Regions from separate parts of the Homo sapiens genome. Here region 1 is linked to region 2. Evidence: read pairs that join two places in POLR2A ChIA-PET (ENCODE). Cell type or tissue: HepG2. All regions are shown on one strand. Links, peaks and the distances in the headings refer to the core of each region. The heading gives the core; the rest is flanking DNA.

Evidence for each region. Peaks named below come from ENCODE experiments on the same cell type or tissue, not always from the same donor. Only the 100,000 strongest peaks of a DNase experiment are listed, where the experiment ranks them.
Region 1: POLR2A ChIA-PET joins it to region 2 with 7 read pairs; 3 of 35 experiments call an interaction of 5 or more read pairs at or near these places.

The regions. Positions count from the first base shown.
Region 1 is chr16:81,563,265-81,571,100 of GRCh38, forward strand. The region is part of intron 1 of CMIP (c-Maf inducing protein); the gene reads left to right. Among named protein-coding and RNA genes, the nearest start is that of MIR7854, 33 kb to the left of the region's middle. In HepG2, for the core only: no CTCF peak of the experiment used is centred there; a DNase peak (open chromatin) is centred at 5,247.
Region 2 is chr16:81,447,715-81,458,120 of GRCh38, forward strand. All of the region lies in intron 1 of CMIP (c-Maf inducing protein), which reads left to right. Among named protein-coding and RNA genes, the nearest start is that of CMIP, 8.1 kb to the left of the region's middle. RefSeq lists enhancers at 1-161, 928-1,691, 4,021-4,360, 7,978-8,662, 9,270-9,564 and 3 more and a silencer at 9,270-9,564. In HepG2, for the core only: CTCF peaks have their summits at 3,152 and 4,553; a DNase peak (open chromatin) is centred at 4,597; H3K4me3 peaks cover 667 bases.

The DNA of each region.
Region 1 (7,836 bases), core at 3,429-7,428, 120 kb after region 2:
AGGGTCATCTTGGCTTGGGGATCATGGGCTCATACCTTGGAGCCAGAAGTCCTGAGTTCAAATCCCAGCTCTGCCTCTTTCTGTTTTGTGGACTCCAGGCAAGTCACAAACTCTGCGCGCTGCTGCGGTTTCCTTCCTGGTAAAATGGGAATGATGATAATAGCAATACTTCTTTCCATCCAAGGTGCGGTCTATGGACCAGCAGCGTCAGCCTCACCTGGGAGTTTGTTAGAGATGCAGCATCTGGGGCCACACTGACACGTACCGCATTATAGTCTGCATGTTTACAAAACCCCCAGGCGATACATGTGCACATTAAAGCTGAGACACTGGTGTGGACTGAGCAAGGTGGTTCGGGTTCCATATTGAGCATGATGCTGTTGCATGGCAATCGGTACGCTTCTTGCTTGGCGTGTTCTCTTATTATCATGAGCTGTGCAATCTTGGGCCGTCTCTCCTAGACTCTTAGCTATTATTATGGGGCTTCATGGTGCAGAGGTGCCCTGGGAGACAGATCAATGTCTAGAAAAGCTTCTGCCTTTTAGCCCTGATTCTGCTGAGGGAGGGTCAGCACTGTCGGGGCCATTAATGGCACCTTGGAAGAGCCGCCTTCCATTGCAGACCACAAGCTGGACACCCAACCCCATGCTGCAGCCTAGCTGTCTCCAGCAGCTGGTGCCTGGGTCTGGCTTTCAGGGCCCGTCTTCCTGGGCTAGAAAGAGCTGCAGAGCCTGAGCCCAGGGCCAGTAGGCCAGCCATTCTCCCATTTCGTCCTCTCCTTCTACCTAGCAGTTTTAGGACAGATTGATATATGTGGTCTGAAAAAGCCACTGGGGCAGGTAGGACAGAAGCAGGTGGTGACATCACAGTGGAGCCCAGATTTTAGTTGGTCAAATACACCTGCCAGGGGAGAAAAGAATGCCGCCCTCACACAGGCAAGGAAGCTGGGCACCCGGGGGTGGGGTGCTGAGAATAGACATTTTTGCATTGGGGCCTTCCTCCATATCACCCCTACTTCCAACCCCACTTAAGGTGCCTTTCTTGGAGGAGTCTCCGATGTCTAAAATGTGCCCATGCTGAGCTCCAGGGACTTGATTTAAAAGTACATATGTGTCTTTACGAGTGTGTGTTATACATGTAATGGTCTCAGAGCAGAAATAAAACCACAAAGCTATTACAGAGGAATCTAGTCTTCCATGTAATGTGGCTCTGAGCTCCTCCCTGGAATCCCCTAGAGTTGATGTGGGGGGAAGAAGGAAAATAAGAGAATGAGAAGAAGCAAAGCTGGCCTCTGCCAGCAGCCGGGAGCCAGGAGTTCTCAAGCTCGAGGCTGCGCCGCAGTGCCAGGGAGCCTGTTCCAAGAGTGTGCTCTTGAGACAATGGGGCAGTGGGTCGGGCTGCTCTGGATTTTAAACAAGCAAGCCTGGGTGATTCTGATGCTGATGACCCTGCAGATTGCACTTCTAGAAATTGGGGACTAGGGGAAGAGTCAGCAAGTCGGGCACACAATAGGTGTTCGATGAATATTTGATGAGTGGAGGCATGTACGTGGGAATGAATAAAACATGCTCAAGCTAATGGATGAGCACACAGAGAATGAATTCGCAGAGGAGAACATGCGGGGAAGAAGGCATCCTTGGAATGAGTGCATGTGTGCCCGGGCGACTGTATGCAGGTGGGAGGCATGAACCTGTGGGGGGTGGGCATTGCAGGGCAGGAGGGGATGGAGCAGGGGTCTCCAGAGGGGGTTTCATGAAGAGGTAGTGCTCGGGGGTGCCTGGTGAAGGGCTAAGACCCTTCAAGCGGGGCCTTAAGACATTTTAGCTGATGGCAGGCTCAGTTTAGGGAGTGGGGGAATGGCATGGTAACCATGGCATTACAGAAAGCCCTCCTTCGGCCAAGGGATGCCCCAGCCCCAAAGACAGGGCAGTATGTGAACTTCAGCCCAAGATCTGGGCCCAGATGGATAGGAGGCTTGTACCATGGCCCACCTTCCAAAGGAAGATTTGCCCCACTGGGTGGCAGTGGGCTTTCTCCAAGAAGAGGAGCCTCTCTCCCTGTTCCAGATGCAGATCCCAGCAGCCCAACTCCAGGAGTTGTTGGCAAGCAGGTGGGCAGGGGCCAGAGCCTGCGGCACCTTCATCCCTGCTCCTCTCTGCACTCCATCCTCCTGCTCCCCTCCTGGTAACACAGGGCCGCCAGCTTCCCCTGGTGCAGACTGCAGCTCAGCATTGCCAGGGAGACCATCTGCCCTTCTCACTCCAGTCTTCACATCCCCCAGAAGGAACCCATATCGGTGGGCTCAGGCAGATGCTGACTTCTGGACTGGTCAACTGTGGCTGCCAGGTGGGGTCCTAGTACACACATGGCAGCCTCCTGTGGTAACCGTGGCATCCTCATGGCAGCGGGGCAGGGGAGATTCAGAGGGGCAGGGAGTGACACAAAGACAGCGGCTGTCTGCCACCTGCCCCCTACCCAGGAGGGGTTTGACTCATTCGTGCTGTCATTCAACACACACTGATTGGCTTTCCTGTCTGCCTCCTTCTGGGGCACGGCGCCGCCTCCTTCAGGATGTGCCGACTCTCACCCAGCTTTTCCCAGCCCTGTGTTGGGCTGGCGCTTGGGGAGCGGGCACAGATGTCACGGGGGGACATGCCCCTGCGCCCTCCTTCACCTTTCAGGACCAGAGCCAGAGAGTTTCCCGAACACTCATAGCCAGCCCGGAGACTCCAGGCGAGAAACTCGGGAGGCCGAGGCAAATAGTTGGTTCTTTGAGGCTGAAATTGGGCAGCGGGGGACCTGGGAGACGTTGACTGTCGTGTGTTTGGACAAGCGAGGCTTCTGCCACTCTGTCTCGGACAGTCCAGGGGAGACAGAGGTGCTTCAGATTGGAGGCTGCCCTCTCCTCAAGAAGGAGGGTGCGCCGGTGTGGCTGGATGAGTTGTGGCTTCCAGATAAAATTATGTGCTTGGGGTTTAGTGGACTTAGGCCTTATTCATGCTTCTGTGTTTGCTCAGCCTACCAGGCCCCGTACCTGGTCTCCCAGCCTCCTGGGGACACATCGGGTTCCTTGCTGTTCTTTCAGACAGTGAAGGAGCCTTCCTCCCTCACTGCTGCTGTTCCTTCCTTCCTGTCTGCTCTTTCTCAGGCAGGTCCTGCTCATGGTGCCCACCCATGCTACACTGGGTGAGGAGGTCATGGAGCTGGAGCCACGCACAACTGGATTTTGGTACCACAGCTTTGCTGTGTGACTCTGGGTATATTACTAGATCTCTGTTTCTTCATATTCAAGGAGGCCTTCCTAGGTTGCCTGCTTACCAGGTCTTGGCAGGGGTCTAATGCATTCATTCCTGCTTCTCCTAGGACCCAATGATTCTACTCCCAATTCTGTTCCCAAGAGAACTGAGTGCTTCTGTCTACTAACAGACATAAACAAGAATATTCAGAGCAGCCTTAGTCATAGTAGCCTCCAACTAGAAACAACCCAAGTATCCATCAACAGTGGAACAGATAAACCAATTGTGGCATAGTTATACAATGGAGTACTACACAGCAATGAAAAATAAACACCATGGATGAATCTCACAGATATTATGTTGAACAAAATAAAGTAAAATGAGTACATAGTGTATTATTCCAGTTATAGGAAGTTCAAGGTCAGACAAAACTACCCTGTAGTGATAGAGGTTGGAATGATGGTTACTTCTTGAGGGAATTGCCAAGAAGGGACATGAGAGAGCCTTCTAGGGTGCTGGGTGGTGGTCACATGAGTGTGAGCATTTGTCAGGCTGTATGCTTGCCATCAGTATGTATGAGCGACTTCTCGTACCTCCTGCACCCAGAGACAAGCATCCTTCAGCCATACAGTTTCTGTGGATGCTCACTGGGTCTTCGGAGCCATGTGTCCGGCTGGGAGGAATTCCCACATCGAAGTCCGAGGCTTTGCCGCCTGGCGGAAACCCCGCACCACGGGAGCTTGTGCTGCTCTCAGGGCAGCTGCAGACTTCCCTGAAGGGACTTGCTTGTCCTAGAAGCATGTCATGCAGTGAGACACCGCTGCTACAGGGCGGAATCCACTTCTTTCCATTCTTGGATGTGGCATCCGTGGCAGGTGTTGGGAGGGTGGCCTGGCCACATCCTCACCTTCCCCGGGCCCAGGAGCTCCAAGTCAGGCAGTATTTGGGCCTCAGGAAAACAGTGTGGCCTGGAGGGAGGCAGACTCACTTTGGGAATTCCCTTGCTGCACAACTTTGGGTAAGGGATGCCACGTCTCTGGGCCTCAGTTTCCACTTCACACCTTCAGGGATGGTGTGAGGATCACCCAAGAGACCACATGGGAAGTGTCGGCCCCTTGCGTGGCTAGAAGCTAGGCTGAAAGTCCCTTTCCCTCTCACAGTATGCCACGCCGCCCTCAGGACCCTCCTGCTCTGCCTCTCCATGCGCTGCTCCTCTGCTGTGTCGTCTGCACAGAACTGACCACCTTCTAAAGGGCATTTGCCTTATTTCGTCCCCGCTTCTTGTCACCTCCCCGAAGCGCAGAGATTCTTGTTTATTCTGTTCACTGCTGTATATCTGCAGCCCTGGGCACGTAGTAGGTGCTTGATAAATAGTTGTTGACTTGACTTGTTAGCAGCTGGTAGAAGCTTCCCCTAATGTTTCATTCTCCAGGCTTTATTTTGAGTGAAGTTGAGGCCAGAAGGCCTCAGTATCCTCTTCCAGGGATGCTGGGAACTGTAGACTGGATGACCGTGAGCTTTTCAGTGTGTGTGTGTGTGTTTTTTTTTTTTTTTTTTTTTGAAGCTGGAAGAAACTGTACAGAAAAGAGGCCCATTTTGCAGATATGGAGACCAAGGTCCAGAGGGACCAGGGCCTTGCCTTCTAGGGCACCTTTGATGGGAGAATCCGTAGGCTTGATGTTGAGGTCCTTCGGTTTGTCTTTCTGCCTTTTCATTGCAACTCCAGGGGGAGAGGGACCCTCTGGCCTCACCCTTGGCTCTGACCTCAGTGCGGTCAGTAAAGTCTGCCTTTCCCTCTAACTTTCACCTCTTTCTCCCCACTGCCTACGTGCCTGCCCTCTGCCCACTGAAAGTGGGAGCATCAGAAGGGAGCTGTGCCCCCAACCCCCATGTGAGGGACAGATCAGCAAAAGCCTCAAAGTCCGTGGGCCGTGTGTCTCCCATCTCATTGTGGCTGGGGCCCCGGGCAAGGGCACCGTGCCTCGGGAGTGAGTCACTCTCTCTCTGTGCCAGGCAGGAGCTCCAGGGACTAGGGGTGACCCAAGAGTGAAGGCCTGATGGGGAGGAGGACCCGGCATGACAGCCCTTGGCTTGCTGGGGGAGGAGAGTGGAAACTTTTACATTTGTTTCTCGCTTTCAACCCAGTAAGTAGGAATCAGCCTAACAGATCAGCAAGAGCCTCAAACCTTGGCTCGTTCTGTTCAAGAAGACAGAAACCACAAAGGCAAGGAGAGCTGGAGTTGGCTCCATAACAAAGTGACCCTTGAGCGTGGAAAAGCAGACCAGCAACCAGCCTCGCCATAAACCAGTCTGAAAGGCGAGTGGGTGACCTGGGAAAACGCACTTGTGGCCCAGTTGACAATTGAAGGGTTAAATGACCTTAATAAGCCGAAGTAGCTGTGAATCAGTGAGAAACTGTGACTGCCTCAAGGGGAAAAGGTGCAAAGAACAAAAGAGAAATACAGTGAAAAACTGTCAGCTTCTCAAAAATCAAAGAGATGTAAATTAGAACAGGGGGTGCAGTTTTTCACCTGGAGAACTCGCAGAGGTTTAAATAAGATCGTACATTTTACGAAGAAGGCATCTGTAGCACCCTTATGAATGCTTTCCCTTCTGGGTGCATAATCGCCCTCCTCTAAATTGGATGCTCTTGGGGTGACCTCACCTGGTTCTCTCTCCCCATCACCCTGTATCCCTTGAGAATATCTGTAGTGACAGCTCCTGAGCACCTGTTGTGTATCATGCATTCTATACATACTGTCTCATTCTGGGGGTTCCATTGTTCCACTTCGCAGAGGCAAAAACTGAGGCGCAGAATGATGAAATGACTTCGGCGAGGTACCCCAGTAGGTAATGGAGCTGGCATCTGAACCTAGGGTAACCAGCCTCAAGCCCGTGCTCTCCTTTTTTGCTTATTTTCCACCACTGTTTGGTCCCTGGCTCTCCCAGAGGGACATGGCACTGGCTGGGCCTCAGGGGATCCTGGCTTCTCTTGAATTCAGTGTTACCTTCCAGCTGCCGAGACCTGCAGGAACTGATTCCACAGGACAGTCCTGCCAAGGAGGCAAGCGGGCCAGAGAGAGGCGGCAGCAACTTTCTGACAGGTGCCGGGGAAGTCCCGATTTGCAATGCTTGCCCGTTTCTACTGTGTAAATACTTACACTATGGCCAAAGTGAGATGCTTAAATGCAGAGTTTGGAAAAGATGGGCACAGTTGGCTTCTGGGAGCTGGAAAGAGCTGGCTTAGCCATAGCTTCACCACTGCCCAGGTGGGTGACTTTGACCTGGTGTCAACCTCTCTGAGACTCGGTTTTCTCATCTGTAAAATGGGAGCAGTATTTGCTGCATAGGGTGGTTGATTGTGAGGATTAAATGAGTGAATGTGTGTCTAGCGCCTGTACTGTGGTAGGTGCTGTCTAAGCGTTCGTTATGAGTGCACTTAACTTTCATTCATTCATTCATTCATTCATTCATTCAGCTTTCACTAACTTCTTCAGCCCTCCAGCATCTGTCTGTCAAAGCCAACTGTCCACCAGGCCTGTGCTAGAATCTTCCTTTTCCCTCTCTCCCTTGGAGTATCAATGGGGGAAGGGGGATGGCCTCACCCCTTCTGCAGACGGGCTTGTCTGGATCCTTGTTTGCTGTGATTTGAGCCAAGGACAGCTGTAGTTTTTTTGTGTTTTTTAGAAATTTCCACTTGTGTGGCTGCCTCCCTTGGTGTAGCCACAGAGGGGGTGGAGAAGGCGCATCCTCTGGGGGTCGTGGACCTTCCAAAAGCCAATCCTAGCACCCCGTGTTGTCAGTTTAGAGGCAGTGGCCTGGGAACTGGCAGTAGACTTCCGGGATGGCTGTCGTGGGGCCAGTGCTGTGCGGGGGAAGCACACTGGCGGTGAACCTGGCTTGGCTGCTTCTCAGTGGACTGCCTTGGGCAAACCACTGCTCCGTTCTGAGCCTCGGTGTATTTTTTTAGTCTATAAAATGTGCTAACAATGGCCTCCTGGCAGGTGGTGGGACCGCTAGTTTTGAAGAAGCCGAGGTGGAAACGCCAGGGAGCCCCACCCTACCCCTGTGGGACATTGAGAGTCTCCAGACTGATCCCCTTCTTCCTGGAGGCCCCAGCAGGTCCCTGGGAGGAGAACCAGGGATGGCCTGAGGAAAGGCTCTCCCTGGCAAAAACGCGGTCCTGTTTGAACTTGGTTCTCTGTTAACATGTGCTGAAAGGAGACGCCGGTGCTCTGTCTCTAGCGATCCCTGGTTCCAGGTCCCCATTCTGTTCCCAATCCAAGCCTTTGGGTCGTTAGTCCTCCACCAAGGCCACCAGTGATCAGGACCTCTGTTTCCAGAGCCCTCCTGTGTCCCAGGTGCGTGACTGGGACAAGTCTGAGAAATGATCACAGCCCAGAGGAGCCTGCGGACACGTGATGATGAAATGTCCCATGGGGTCGTGAAACAGAAAAGGGACATTAGAGAAAAAAACTGAGGAACTCTGAATCAACTGTGGACTTTAGCAATAAAATGTTTTAATATTATTTCATTAGTTGTAACAAATTCACCACACTAATGTCAGATGTAAATAGTCGGAAAATGAGGTGTGGGTATG
Region 2 (10,406 bases), core at 2,770-6,769:
TCGTCACCAAGCACTACAGGCAGGGGGTGTCCTTAAGTCTTACCCTTGCCCTCTGGTGGGCTCCAGGGGGCCTTGCCTCAGGGCCTGTGAGCCTGGAGGTGGGGCTGTGAGGGCTGGCCTGGCTGGAGCGCTGGCCTCCCGGGTAGAGGTGAGGTTGGGACTGCCACCAGGGCTCTCGTCCCATCATGAGACACCTGGTTGGTGTCCAGGCTCTCGGGGAAGCAGCGGAGCCCCTGTGGGGTTTCCCTGAGGCCTGGACATTATGTAATCTGTCTGCGTTTTATAGTGCGGCCCAAGCACTCTATTGAGAAATATGAGCCCAAATAAAACAAAGGTGAATTTGAGTGCAGTTCCCTAGAACAAAAACCCTTTGCAGTCCTGTGGCTTCGCAGCAGCCGCTGGCCCAGCCCTGAGCTCCCGATATTCCAAGTATGTTTCCTATAGAGTCATATCCTTACTTGAAATATCAGTCATCCATATTTTAAGCCATCTACACAGCCCAACTCAGAATCATCTGGTAATTATCTGGTTAATTGTATGGGCTTCAGGAACAAGACCCAGAGTGATTGATAGGGATTCAAACCAATAAACAAGCCAAATACTCTTTTTTGCCCAAACCTTTTGCAGTCTGTTTCCATTGATCCAATTAACCGAATCTGAGAGATTTAAGACCGTGCTTCCAGGAGCACATCTGCATCAGGCTGGGATGCAGGCAGACTCGGGCTCCCAGTCCCACCTGCTGGGTGACACCGGCTAGGTACACCTTTTAGTCTGGGGTCCAAGGGACCTGATAGCCCTCCAGGCTGTCTTACCGGTGGAGCCAGCAGCCTCACCCGCCTGGCCTGCCTGTAAACTTTGCCTCCTGTGGGATCAGGTCGCAGCTTGCCCTGCCCTGGTCTCCTGGGCCAGTTACTGATTAAATCCTTGCAGAGCCAACAGCGTGCCTAATGTGGCTTGTGACGGCCGCCAGGTCTGATGCACCCTGTGCTTGGAGACTTTGGATCCGAAATGCTCGTAAACAAAGGAGGAAGCAGATAGGCGACAGCTGACTTGGGAGGGGAGATAGGGAGGCCAGGGCCCCCTCCCTTGGGGACCCAGGACTGCACCTTTGTGGGGAAGGGCCTGTCTGCCCAGGCTGTGGCCTGAATGTGGTGCCCCATTCCCTCTTTGTACCCAAACTTCCCAGTTCCTGGGCCTCACTGGCTCTTCATGGCTGGTGATGGTCGTGTTGGTTGTAAATGACAGCCAGGGCAGCCAGGGGTTCTGCATAAGCGGCCGGGTTCGGCAGGACCAGAATCCATTTTGCTGCTCTCGTCTGTGGGTTGAATTTGATCACCTGCTAGGCATGTTTGTCCGTGGGCAGAGGGCTTTGTCTGTAGGCTTTGTTTCTTCTGCACCACAGAAGTACAAATAAGCTGCCTACCTTTTATTTCATCTTACTTTTAAGAGAATGTGGCACACGGTATTTCAGAATGGTGGATCCACTCAGAAAGTCCTTTATTCAGGGGTCGGGGCACAGGTGACAGTAGTGTTCTTTATTCTCAAGCCATAATTCATCAGTGGCTTGTTTTTAAATTTTCACCACTCTGCTGTTTGATTGCAATGTTTCTGGGCATCTTGATATGGATGGGAAAGGAGAAGCCACCTTCATTCTCATTGGTTTCTTTAGTCTGGTGTTTTCTGAACTTGGACTTTGTTTAGCACAGGCTTACTGCATGCCTACTGTGTGTCACTTGCTGAGCTAAGAGTTACACATCCACATGGCTTGGTTTCTACCTAAGAATTAAAATCTATGTCCTCCAGGGTAGTCACAGATCCCACGAGAACTCATCTGTGCCCACATGCACGCATGTTAATTGCTTTTTCACTTTTGTTACATACCCCCCTTCCCCCCATGTGCCTAGCCTGCCTTTAATTTATTTGATGTTTTTTTGTGGCAGTAAACACACAGATTTCCCCCCCCCCCTTTCCATGCCATTTGTCATAGGAGGATTTTGGAGTGTATCAAAATTGTTTCCTAGACAACTTGTCTGATTGGAGGTGGTGGAGGGGAGGGGCTGAGACAGAGAGGAGAAAAAGTCAAAATTCTCTGTAAATTGCAAACGTGGTCTGCCTTTCCCAGGCTGTAATAAGTAAGTGCATTTTAAGGAAGGAGTAAGTTTTGATGCTCGCATTTGCCTGGTGCAATCTGAGATGCCTGTTCCGGCCACGGCAACATCATGCCAGTCCAGGTGGAAGGAATTTCACTGCATGTGGCTGAGCTTTCCTGCAAGTGGGTGACAGAGGTGGCAGTTGCTGCTGGCTTGGGCTGCTTGGCCCACAGATTGACTGATGTGGCGGCCCTGCCTGCTCCTTAGTGTCTCATCGGGCAGTGAGAGGGCATTTCTGGGGCACTGTCCTGGGCAGGGCTCAGGGGGACCTGGTAGAAGGCAAAGCTGTCCCAGGGTACCTCAACTGCTGCCAGCCAGGACTGACTCGTCTTGAAGGTACCCAATTGGTGTTTTGTTGGCATGGACATTGCAGGGGGTCAGCTTACACCTTTGATTAAAGGAATACATGAGATTAGGTGAGGCAGCCTGATATGGGGCATCTCCTCTGTGGGGGAGAACAGATTTGGGTTTTGCGTTCTCATGGCGCTGGATCTGGATTTGAAGGGTGCAGTTTCCTGGCTGTGTGACTTTTGGTGCTTTGCTTTCCCTTGCTGGGCCTTGTTTTTCCTCCATCCTTAGGGAGAGCACCTCATGTCTAGGGTTGCTGTAAGGATTGGAGAGGATAGATAAGCACCTACTAGTATAGTCAGCATACAGTGACCAGGATTCCAATTCCTGTTTTGCTAATTGCCCTGAAAGAGCTTCATGACTTTCTGCACAAATGGAAGGGATTATTGTTACCTAAAAATGGGTGGCCTCCAGAGAGTTCCCTGAGATGAATAGTGCATTGGGGAAAGCTAGGGGTGTTTAGCAGGTCTCATAGGTAGGAAGGCAATGAAATTCTTGCCAGCAGTTTAAGAAAAATTCCTTGCGGGGCGTAGTCTAGTTTCTTAAAATAAATTACAAAAATTGAAATACTCATGTATGCATCAGGTAGATTTGATTAGTATAACAAGGTGTTTAATGAAAAATGAAGCTTCCCTTACTCGACGTCCACACAGCCCCTAGTGGCCCTCCTTGGAGGCAAGCACTGCTGCTCATTTCTTGTGTATCTGGACATGCATGCACACAGCTGTCTACCGTGGTTCTTCACTGGACAGTATATTTTGGAGACCCTCCATGCGTGTGCAGCTGCCTTGTTCTTTTTCATTGCTGCATAGTGTTCTGTTGTAGAAGTGTATCACAGTAATGTAGGTAGACCCTCCCCTGTTGATGGGCATTGAGGTTAGTCCCAGCCTCTTTGATATGGTTTGGATGTGTTCCCACTTAAATCTCATCTTGAGTTGTAGCTCCCATAATTCCCTTGTGTTGTGGGAGGGACCCAGTGGGAGATAATTGACTCATGGGGCGCTTTCCCCCATACTGTTCTCTTGGTAGTGAATAAGTCTCACGAGATCTGATGGTTTTATAAGGGGAAACCCGTTTCGCCTAGCTCTTTCATTCTCCTCTTGTCTGCCACCATGTAAGACGTGCCTTTCACCTTCCACCATGGTTGTAAGTTCCCCCCAGCCACGTGGAACTGTGAGTCCATTAAACCTCTGTCTTTTGTAAATTGCCCAGTCTCAGGTATGTCTTTATCAGCAGCGTGGGAACGGACTAATACACTCTTGTTCCTTGAAAGAAAACATTTTCTATTTTTACTGAATGGAGTTGTCTCTATTTTGATGTTCTTTTGCTTAATTCTTTGGGATGGGGGAGCTGAGCCTCCTTTTGAAGAGGGAAGGGCAGTGTTTCCTGGGGTTATTGCTACCTGGAGTCATGCTTTGTTCTGGCTGAAAGGTCACCAACCAGGGATCCCCCTCAGAGGGTCTGGCCACTTGGTCTTCCCTGCAGCTGAAGGAACATAGGTGACCAGGGGGCTCTGACAAGGATGCGCTGACTTCCACCCACAGAACAAGGGTCTGTGCAGCTCCACCTGAGGGCATTGCTTTTTGTTCCCTGACTTCCTGCTTTCCCCAGGATGGAAGCCAGGCCACCCAGCCCCATGGTGGAGGAAGAGAGGAAGTGAGAGTTTCTCTTCCTTGCTCCTGGCTCTGGTGATGAACCACCCAGTGTATTCAACAGGCACCGAGGGAGACTGTGCGCATTTTGAAAGGAAGCTTCGCTTACATCAGCAGAGCCCTAACCGAAGGGTGATGAGACGTGCGTGTGGGGGAGGTGTTTGCTGTGTGTATTGAGGCAAAGGAGATGGCAGAGAAAATATTTCTGGTGCTGAAATTGGTTCCTGACTTCAGTAGCCATTTCGTTACCCCTCCCATGTGCACAGCGCTCGTCCTGGCATTTGGGGTGTGCAGTGAGGCCACAGGAAGAGAACACGGCAGACCCAGTGGAGTAGGGGAGTGAGGACCTGGACTTTGAAATCAGACAGGGGAGCTTGAATCCTGCCTCTGCAGTGTCCCAGGTGGTGACCTTGGGCAGGTCCCCTAGCCTGTGTCCTTATCTGTAAAGCGAGGATCAGAGAAACTTCCTCTTAGCATTGATGTCAGGGTAAATGAGGTGAGGCCTGGCGGTGCTTTCATGCCTCCATTCAGCAGTTAAGTGTCACCGTTCTAGGCACTCGGAAGAAAACAGGAGCCTGCCCTCGTGGAGCCTGTGTTGGTGGGAGTGGACAAACAACTAAGTTAAGAGCAAGTAATTATAAAATCCGATGACAGGGATCGTGGAGAAAAGCAAGCAGGGTGGGGCGAGTGGTGGGCTGCTTTGTACATAGTGGTCAGGGAAGCGGGTGATAGGACTTCCAGGGGGAAGAGCGTTCCAGGTAGAGGGAACAGCAATTGCAAAGGCCCTGAGGGAGGAGATCATCTGTGGAAATCACCCAGTAAAGTGGCTTGCACCTGGTACATGTTCTATGATTGTCAGTTTCCTTCCTCCTGCTCTGTGGAGCTGTTATTATCTGTTTAAAAAATTAATGAGTATGTAGAATGTGCGAGGTGATGGACACACAGGCAGCTCCTTGCCCCGTAAAGCTTCCATTCTTTTGCTTCTGTTGTGTGTTTTTTCTTTTGTTTTTTTTTTGTTTTGTTTTTTTTTTTTTTTTTTTGCAAACCTGGCTGCCTCCCAATAAATAGTGAAGAATAGCCCTGGTAGCAGTGCCTTAAGAGATTCTTAAATGACAAAGCCCAGCAGAACTTTGAAAACGCAACTCCCTTTGTCCATAACTACACTCTAAGGATCCTAGGATCTAGAACACACTAGTGCTCTGATTCACCTCTGGTTTTGCCAGCGAGGAAGGGGTGAGGGGAAGTGTGTCGGCAAAGACCCTTGCAGCTGGCTCAGCAGCCCACCTGGGATTCAAACCCAGACTCCTGCCTTCCCATGGCATCCTTTGTTCGTGGCTCTACTGCTTTCAAGCTACTGTCAGAAATGGTAGGGTGGACGGAGCGACTAAACTGATTGTGCTGGGCGAACTCTTTTTGGAGGGAAGCACGTGGTCTGGATCGTCTGGTCCCTGGTGGATATAGGATTTGAGTGTATGGAATCAAACAGCCATCTGGGTGCTTCCCTTGGGCTGGGCTGGCTGCATCCAGCTCAGGTGGGGTCATATGGAGAAGGAAGATCACACCGGGACTGCTGCTAGCTTCTCTGGGTGTCCTGGGCCAGTGCCAGTTTCCTTAGAGGTCCAGGATATCTGAAAATTGGAGCACACAGTCTGAGCAGACCCAGGCCTGGCTCTCCTCCCTCGCATGTTGGCTCCCTGTGTGGACTAGGTGACCCTGTTTACCAACACACACACCGGTGCGAGGCTCTGCAGGGAAGGAGAGCCACGGGTATGGAAGGGGCTGTGTGTTCCCCAGGCAGGCTAGCTGCCGTAACACGCAGCCCTGGCATCTGGGTGGCTTCATGCAGCCCAGTTCTTGCAGTCCTGCAGGGGTCTCCCGAGGGTTCTGCCCCCTCTTTTTCTTGTGAAATGGGTCTGCCCTCCCCTAGGTCCTTCATTGTCAGGGGGATGGGGAAAGAGTGAGCACCACAGCCAAGCCGTTTGTAGATCTGGCCGCTTGGTTGGCTAGAACTCAGACACACGGCCACACGGAGTGCAGGGGAAGACTTGGGAACATGGTTTACATGTGCGTCTGGGAGGAAGAGGAGAGCATGGAAGCGATGACTACTCCCACCCCAGCATCCTTGGGATGCAGCAGCAGATCTTGAGGTCTCCAGGGTGCCAAGAGCAGAGCTGCTTCCCTAGAAAGGAAATTCACATGACCGTGATCTCATCTGGTTCCTGGGTTTGAGGTTGGGGGCATTTCGGCCAAGCTTGCAGTCTTCTCTGGTGGGGAATAAAGTAGGGTGAGCAAATCCGTTGTAAGAGATGGACCTATATGTTCCTGGTTGCAACGATATTTATCGTATCCCTACTGTGTGCCGGGCACAGTGCTCATTTAATTTTCACAACAATCCTGTGGGGTAGGTGTTTATTCCCATTTTACAGATGCTCTAATGGAGTCTCAGATAAAGAGAGCTGGGAGGAAGTAGAGTTTAGTGTCAAAGCCAGGTCTGACCCCGTGTCTGTGTGGGTCCATCAATGTATATGCACCTGGTAGATGCACATGAAACTATTTCAGCCTCCTGCAGAAACATCTTAGGTAGAAATAAGTGAGCTTTTCAGTTTAGTGTTTGCCAAGGTTGGCGGACATTCCTTTGTGATTTTGTCAAAAAAGTTAAGGGAACCGATGTGGGAAATTGAATGCCAGCTATTCGTAAAGGGTAAGCATTAGGTGTATAACTTGAACACCATATATTATTTGTGCAAATTGAGTGTTCTGGGGCACTGTTCTTGCATAGTGAGTGCTCTCAGGCATGGCACTTGGAAAGTCAGACATACTCTTCCCTCCCAAGGGACTCATAGTTAAATGGGGGTATTACAATTATGATACACCATTGAACAAAGCACATTGCTTAGAGAGGTTTATGTCTTGTCCTGTGTTTGGACGGAGGAAGAGACGCCATCATGGGGGTGGGGAGTTTCAGGAAGGACTTCTTTGTAGGAGACAGGCATCTGGATGGAGAGGTAGGATGGAGACTGATGGAGATGAGGGTGGCAGGTCGGAGGTGGGAATGAGCAGAGGGAACAGTGAGCAAAGGGACAGGCCAGAGCGGCTGGGCACATTCCGGGAGTCTGTGCAGTTTTTATGGGGTGGACACCGTAAGACGGCATAGGAATTAAAGATAGAGGTGGGTTTGCCTCCTAGAGCAGAGTCTACCAGTGTGGGGTGATTAATGCTGGGTAAACCCATGCACCCTGGGGCGGGTGGTGCTTTACGATGCAGAGAGACTAAGGACTGGCCGGCCAGCCGGGAGCCCGGGATGTCACAGATTGGAAGGCTTAGGAGTGCAGGGATCTCCGAGTCGCCAGGACCAGGCAGTTAGTCACAGTAGTGACCGTGCAGCGGCCACTCGTGTGATTAGTGTGTTTCCTCTTGCCAGGGGCTATGCTATGCAGGTTTTATCAGTGATCCGTACAACCCAGTTAGATACTGTTACTCTCTCCATTTTACCGATGGGGACACTGAGGCACTGCCCCTCAACAGACATAGTTTGGATGAATGAACAGCTTGCCTAGTTGGGAGGTCCGTCCTGTTGGAAGGGGAGAGGGACCCACGGAGAGGGAGGCGCAAGCCCAGATCTCTACCCCTCCACTTCCTTGTAACCCCACGGGCCTCTGGCCCTCTGCGTAAGTGCGAGTTCTACCACTCCCCTGCTGCAGGGCTCTGTCCGTACTGAAAGCAGGGGATTGCGTACATGGTGTCTCCAACACATGGCCCAGCTGTGGTGCACACAGCCTTTCTCGGTGTGCACACAGGCCCTAGGATTCCGAGCCCACCCCTGTGGCCTGTGAAGAGTGGTGGTAATGGCGTCAGGCTGCTGGGCTCAGCCTGGTGAGCTCCTGGTGGGCTTTCCACTAGAGACCCCTGCTACTCCAAATCCCAGGCCTGAGCTGTGGCTCACAGGACCCCTTTCTTGAACCTTCCCTTCAGGGAGGCCTGGTGGGAAGGCCCTGCCTAGGCCTGTGCTGTCTCGAAGGTGATCCCATCAGGCTGGACCTCAGGGCCAGGGACACAGTTGGGCACCTTGTAGGCGACGCAGGAGTGGCACTCTGCCTCTTGTCTGCAGTGGGGGAAGTGCAGTGGGGTCTCAGCTGGCAGGTTACAGGGGCAGGTCTGCCCATTGGAAAGGGGAATGATGACTTGTTGACATCTGTTTGTCGCCCTGGTTGGTTCATGTTTCACGACCCTGTGACTGAGGCTTGCTTCAGGGTAGGAAAATGGAAGAGCTCGAACTGTCCCAGCAGGCTGGTGGCAACTGAGCTCGGGGAGTCCCAGCAGGGCCAGACAGAGCCCAGAGCCAGATGATAGTCATGTCCAAGGTGAGTGGAGGGGACCGCGGGGTAATCATGACCATTTCCTCCAGTCATTCTCAGACCTTTAGGCGTGTGCGCATTTCGTCCTCTCATCAGCCCCGTGAGGCGTTAGCAGGGGAAATGGAGACCTCAAGAGTTCAAGGTTACACAGCTGGAACCCAGGCAGCCTAACTCCAGAGCCAGTGGCCTCCAGATGTCACGACGAGTCCCTGGTGGGGTGTGAGCACAGGAACCCTGGCAGCAAGGGCCGAATCACCAGCAAGGCAACAGTAAGGATAGTGAGCACTTACCCAGAACCTGTTTTATGCCAGACACTACTAGAGCCCTTTGTGCAGATGTACATTCATCTAATCCTCACGATGCCCCTGCGAGGTGGTGCTGTCATTGTCCCCCTTATACAGATGAGCAAACTGAGGCCCGGAGAGGAGAGGTCCCTACTTACCCAGCTTGTAATTGTGGAGCGAGGATTTGACCCCAGGCTGTCTGGCTCCAGAGTATCACTGCCTGTGGCTGGTAAGCAGAGTTTTGGGGCTGCAAAGCAGAATGTCAGAAAGGCCCACAGTGGCCAGGCTGGCTGTGAGCTGAGAGGAGGGCCTTGTGGAAGGGAGAGCGTGTGGACAGAGCAGAAGGGTCTACCCTGACTGCACTGGGGCCCCTTCCGGGAGCTTCCTGGGCCAGCTTCCTGCAGACCCATCTCCGGAGGAGCCGTGGCAGAGGATCGCTTCTCACCTGCCCTCGTTGAACCTGGGGTGGTCACCTCAGCCTCCTCGCCTGAGACCACCTGACCCTGCAGAGCGCTCTGTCACAGCCGGTGGTGAGGACTGGATCACAGTGAGCACGAAGTTCAAAGTCTACTGTGGAGCGAGCGTCCCGCCCTGTCTGGCTTCTGGCCTCAGCTTCCCCATGCCTCTGACCTTTGGCACACGCCTCTTCTTTCTGCTTGGAACCCCTCCGACCCCCCCGCCAGTCAGTGGTTTTCCAGGGCTACCTTCCCCAGTTGGAGCCAGGGCTTGCTCCCCTGTGGCGCGGCACCACCCCAGCTGGGCAGCCAGGTCGCCTTTGCCTCTTGCCTTCTCCACTCCACATTTACCTCCCCTCTCTTGTAAAAGCAAAACTGAAGCCATCATACAGGGCTGACGACAATCTTACAAAATCAAGAAGAAAAAAATCCTCCCAGAATCCCACCACCTGGAAATCACCCGTATTAACCATGTGGGGTGGAGCCATCTACCCTTTCTCCTAAATGAGTGCGTGTGGCATAGGTACACAGGGAGCAGGAGGAGCTTTTATTCTAGGTTGGCCTCCACCTGCCAGGTGCTGGCCCACTGCTCCCCACAGTTGTAACAACCCGTGATACGTAACAAGCAGGCTCTGCCACATGTCCCCGGGGGGCCACATTACCCCTGGTTGAGAACTGCTGTGTTCATTCATTTAATCATCACACCTACCTCGTGAGGTCCCATTTTCTGGAGCAGGCAGGGGCTGCCCGGGCTGGCATGTGACAGAGCTGGGAACTCCTGCACCGTCCCACAGTCACCTCGTCTCTTCAGAACTGGCCCACAGGAGGTCTGAAAAACAATGTGGGGGCCTTAGGAGCCCTGTCCCCATGTCTGGCATGGTGTGGGGCCAAGAGCCGGTGGGCCACGGCACCCCAGGCCCCCAGAAGGAAATCCCAGCTGGCCTGGGCGTTGGCAAGCTCCCCCCTACCTTTGATCCCTCCCGACTGACCTCCCCCTCGCTGTCCCTGCCTTCGCCCTGATGACTCAGGACTTCAGAGATCTGGGTTGTTGAAAAGGGGAATTACATCATGCCAATAAGAGAGAGGGGGAGAAATTAGCATTAGAAAGTTTTGGCGTAAGGAAAAATGACTTCAAAACCTGCTTCTTGTGCCCTGTCTGAAT